Linked DNA regions of Homo sapiens: region 1 is linked to region 2. A link is a loop called in an ENCODE intact Hi-C map of the cell type or tissue named here. Cell type or tissue: heart left ventricle. All regions are shown on one strand.

Region 1 (2,500 bases), 190 kb before region 2:
TGTGGTGCCACTGCAATTGTTATTAGGCAATTTTGCAAATGATACTGTGGGAGTGAAGAGAAGAATTGAATAAATGTGAAAATGAGAATAATTTGGACTAGAAACTATAGTGTTTATGATAAATTAGTCTCCAGAAGGTATAAATAATAGGTAATATAAACTCAAAACAGGGAAGGAATCACTTGGAGTTTTGTAAATTTAATACGTTTGTTGGACTTACAGACAAGAAATAAAAGTCTCTATAAGATGTATTTTAATTTTGTTTATATTTAAATTTTGAGTTTTTAAAGAGATAGCAGTACCCAGTTATCTATCAGTTAAGAAATCTGGGTGTTTAAGAAAGTTTGGGTTCCTTCCATTAAAAGGGAGATTTATAAGACTTGGCTTTTGCTTGGCTTTTTCATTTTTTTAAATATCCATTTTTAAGCATATTTTATATTATGGTTCTTCTTTATTTTCAACATTTTACTGTCAAATTCTTTTGCCTTAAGGGAAGATTTATAAAATACTCTATTCTTCAGTGCATTTATATATTATGTCTCTTCCACTGGACCTGTTACTATCTTGTAACTGTTTACAGTGGTCAAGGTTTTTTTTTTTTAATTTGAAACATATTGCTGTGGGGAAATTTCTTCTTCCTGAAATGAGCTCACCTCTATTGCCACACAATAAAAGAATTCTCAGCTTTTGAGAGCTCTGGCTTCCTTATGAAATATGGATAGACTTCTGCTTCTGAAGTGTTTTAGGTTTTTTTCTTTAGATAAGGAAGAAGAGGAATAAATAGTATGAGGTGTGTTTCTTCTTTTAAGACACAGGAATATCTATATCAGATAAATGAGAAGAAAATTAAGAAACTTTAAAGCTCTAAATGAGAGAGCTCATTAGAAATTAGCTACTTGGATGATGAAAATTTCTTCATCATCTACACTTAAAGGCATTTATGGTTTTTATACTACTTAGATACTTGATTTTGCAATTAGTATTTCTTTAGAATGTTTGTCCCTGATAGCTCCATCACATGGACTGTTATTCCTGAACACTCTGTTGTATTCTCCATGAAAAAATATTTTAGGAGAAAAGATAGAAAACTCAGCAATTATTTCAAGATAATTGTTGAGGACTTCCCTTGTTTCTTTTAAAAGCATAGCCTTTTGTTAGCCAGGTAGATTTATCTTTTCTTTAACATCTTCGATCAAGTAATACTTGAGGGAAATATTCTGTAGAAAGACATCCATTGAAGGCCAGAAACATCTACAGATGCAATGTGATCCCAAGCAATGAAGCATGTGGCCCTTCATTGGCATTATATGATAACAGGAGGATCTTCTGGCAGAAGAAGTGACTTTTGCTGCGTTCTGCATGCTGCCCCTCCAAACCCATCTTTGATTGGCACCTATGCCCTATTGAAACTGGCATCACACCTTCTGAATGGGCACAGTGCCAGGCTAGCAGATGGGTATGGGCAAAAGCATGCCAGAAACCCAGTATGTGAATCAAGTTTAAGTATCAGGGGCCCAAATTCCCATCCAGGGATATAAAAACTACAGTCTGTTGAGAGCTTTTTGTGCTTAAGGTTAAAGGACATGCCATTTCTACTCCAACTTAGAAGTTGATTAATTTTGAAAGTCAAACAGCAGCTCCTGTGGCTGTGTCAGGCAAAATCCTGTCTTTGGTGAATGAGAATTACTACTTCGTGTAGGGAAGAGAAAGTATTGTAATGAAGTTTCCAATGAGAGTTACTCTCCTGCAAGTGCCTCCAGCACTTAAGCAGCATGCATTCAGTGGAGATGAATATTTCTGTTCTCCAGCAGAGCCAGGTGCAATCAAAGCCAGATCTTCAACCTGCTGCAGTAAAGAACCCTAAATTTAGAAAGGGCAGGCAAAGTTTAGAAGAACTCCTTGGTGGCAGGCAGCTCTTTTCACTATGAGCTGATGAAGCTTCACAAAATTGTATAAAGGAGATGAAGGGAAAACTCCAAATAAAAGACCTTCAGAAAATTTCATCCAGAAACAGAAAGATTTTTAACAAACCAAAGGAAAAAGTTTAGTCCTTTCTCCTCAATGCAGAAAATCTTCTGAGTTTTCTATCAATAAAAACTTAGTTAACCAAAATGTTAGAACCAACTTAATGCATAAGTGACAAAACTTTCTATTTTTACATTTATTTCATTGCATGTCTATCATGTATATAAACTTTGCTTCTTGAATAATGGATTTTGCATAAAATTGAGAACTCTAAACATCATATTTCCTTCTGATTGTCTCACACCCACTACAGAACTCCCCTCCCCCACCCCCTAAAAGAGGGCACGCTTCCTTCTGATCACTTTAATCATATCTTCTAAATGCTCTAAAATTTACAGGAATGCCTGTAAGACCAGCTGTGGCCAAGAGAAGCTTTTCCTAATCGCCTTATAGCCGTTGCTTTTGCTTTTTCACTGTGTAAACTTTATCTATGGAACAGATTCCATGAGACCGTTGTGAATACTTCAACGTATTC
Region 2 (2,500 bases):
ATCTCAATTCTAATGGGTGTACTTGTTTCCTAAAAGGCCTTAGCAGATATAGACATACATAACAGTATTTTGCCTAAAATTAGGTATAACATGCTTCCTGTAAAAAAAAAAAAAAAAAAGTAACTTAAAATTTTTCAACTTTTCTAAATGTTGTCTACAAGAGAATCATATTTTCAGCTAGGTAATTCAAGAAGAATACTTCTAATTGGAGAGGGAAAGGTGGATTAACTTTTTTCCATATGGAATAATGAATTTTTAACCTCTACTTTCTGTGATGGTCATATGGTAATTCCACATATACTCAAAGACTATGCGTGATGGTGGGGAAGTGGGCACAAGGTTGAGTGTAATGGTCAGAAAGGAAAAGTCTACACTCCTAACCTAAGGTATCCTGGTGCAATGTAAAGAGAAAAAAATCCAGGACTGAAATCACACAGCCTGCGTTTAAGGGATTCTGATGTGATCATCAGCAAATAACGTCTCCGGTTTCCCATACCTTGATTTCTTCAACTAGAAAATGGGAATGATGATTCTTTTAAAAATTTCTGCCTCAAAGGGCTGAGGATTAAGTGAACTATTTACCTGGAAAGCGCTTTGTAAACTTCAAAACCCTACACATGTGTTAGTATGTGTAATAAACTCCATATGAGAGGCCACTGGAATCAGCAAAGTTAATTAATTCCATTGCTGTCATGCTTCTCCTAGAAGATATTGTAACTGTGGGTGTACAGGTACATACGACTTGGCAAAGGGCCAAAATAAGGTTTTCTTCCCAAATGTTCTTTCTACAGGAAACACGAAAATAATTAGCCCAGATTCCCGAGTGAACTCATCAACATCCGTGGAGGTGGAGGGTGTTAAAATCGAGTTAAGGCAAAATTTACAAAAAAAAAATTAAAAAACAGTCAATTGCGGGACACTGAACGAAGAAGGAAGCCAAACTCGGGGAAGGGCTAGGGAGAGAGGAGGCGTGGCCCCAGCCCCGCTCCACGCCGCGCGCCTCCTCGCTCCCCATCCAGCGCGGCGACCACCGGGGTGGCGGCGACAGCGGCGCTTCTCAAACCTTTAGTCTCCCAAGAGCCGTTACGCGCCGCCCCTCTCAATCCCCACAAGTCTGGGCCCCTAACCTCCTAGCCCGTCACAGACTTCTCCGCGCAGCTACGCTGCAAGAGGCTCTCTTAGCTAGAAAGCAACCACTGGGCGGGTACCTGAGCCGAGATGAATCCCTCATACACGGTTTTCGACCGGTTCTGGGGCAGAAGCAGGGGGCACTGGCGCAACAGGCTCGCTTCCGTCACCGCCATGGCTCGAAGTCCGGAGAAACACAGAAAAGCTCTAGACCTGCTGGGTCCTGCACATGCGCAGTCCGCTGGCGCTCGGACGCCGCGGAGCGGAAACCCCAGCCTTGGCGGGAAGATCCTGGAGGATTCCGCGGGCGGAAATGAAGGTGAAGCGCAGGCCAGGCCAAGTGGCGCTCTGCGGGAGGCGACATCAGGGCTCCCCAACCGGTAGTGGGAGGGAAGATTGCCCTCAAGTCCACAGGACTGACTGACCAAGATCATTCTAGCCTCAATTGTCCCAGGAGCCCTTTCGATGATTCTGTTTTACTTTATTGAAAGACTGTTACAACTTTGGTGTTGCATTTCCTCCAGAATAAAATGACTTTTACAGCCTGGACGTTGTAGCACTCTGTCTTCTTTGCTGTTGTCCTCTCTCCCTTAACATACAGAATAATGTATTATTTTGTGTATAATTATTGTAATATAATGTATAACACATTGATTATATCATATATATTACAGTTCTGTGGCTTACTAAGTTCAATCAGATATATTTGAGGCACACACATGTATACGTATATGTGTATTGATTAGACTCAAGTCAACACTGGACTCAGTTCTGTGTACGGCACTCACAAATATATAAAGCAAAACATGAGTAAAGATTGCTGATGGACTTGAACTTAATTTTCCTCTGACAGCGCTTGCAATATGTTTTTCTAACTCAGGAATGTTATCCATCCCATCTTATTAAGAGTTGATTAAATAAGAAACCTACTAAAATATTTACCATATGATTATTTGATTTTCCAATTTTCCAATTTTCCAATGCATCACGTTTGAGCCCTACTATTTGAAAAACATCATTGTAATGTGCCAAAGGTTGAGCAAAGATTATTTCGTCCCCTACCCATCTTTATTGACCTCAAGACAGAATTTGACATCCTGAAGATTCTTAAAGTTTGACAAGAATTTGTCACAGCATTCTGGATGCTTACAGAAAAGAATGCTGGAGCAGTGGTTAGATATAAATTACATTAAAGCAGTGGTTCTCAAAACGTGATCCTAGAACCTAGCAACAGCATCACCTGGGAACTATGTAGAAATACAAGTTTTCACCGCTGATGGGGTTCAGGATATGCTACCCCAAAATATGGCCCCTTGACATTTGAGAAAACAACAAAACCTAAGATCACTCTCTGACCTTCTCCCATCCTTCT

What was found. A loop is a pair of places that touch in the nucleus more often than their neighbours do. Peaks named below come from ENCODE experiments on the same cell type or tissue, not always from the same donor. Only the 100,000 strongest peaks of a DNase experiment are listed, where the experiment ranks them.
Region 1: it touches region 2 in a loop (2.1-fold over the local background); 30 of 110 quality-filtered maps call a loop at or near these places.

Annotation. Positions count from the first base shown.
Region 1 is chr2:58,053,802-58,056,301 of GRCh38, forward strand. The region is part of intron 2 of VRK2 (VRK serine/threonine kinase 2); the gene reads left to right. Among named protein-coding and RNA genes, the nearest start is that of VRK2, 8.2 kb to the left of the region's middle. In heart left ventricle, no CTCF peak of the experiment used is centred here; no DNase peak of the experiment used is centred here.
Region 2 is chr2:58,240,010-58,242,509 of GRCh38, forward strand. FANCL (FA complementation group L) reads right to left here and starts at 1,316. Exons shown (of 14, transcript NM_018062.4): 1 at 1,209-1,316. The coding sequence starts at 1,304. RefSeq lists a silencer at 914-963 and an enhancer at 1,504-1,663. In heart left ventricle, no CTCF peak of the experiment used is centred here; a DNase peak (open chromatin) is centred at 1,372; H3K4me3 peaks cover 1,634 bases; H3K27ac peaks cover 919 bases.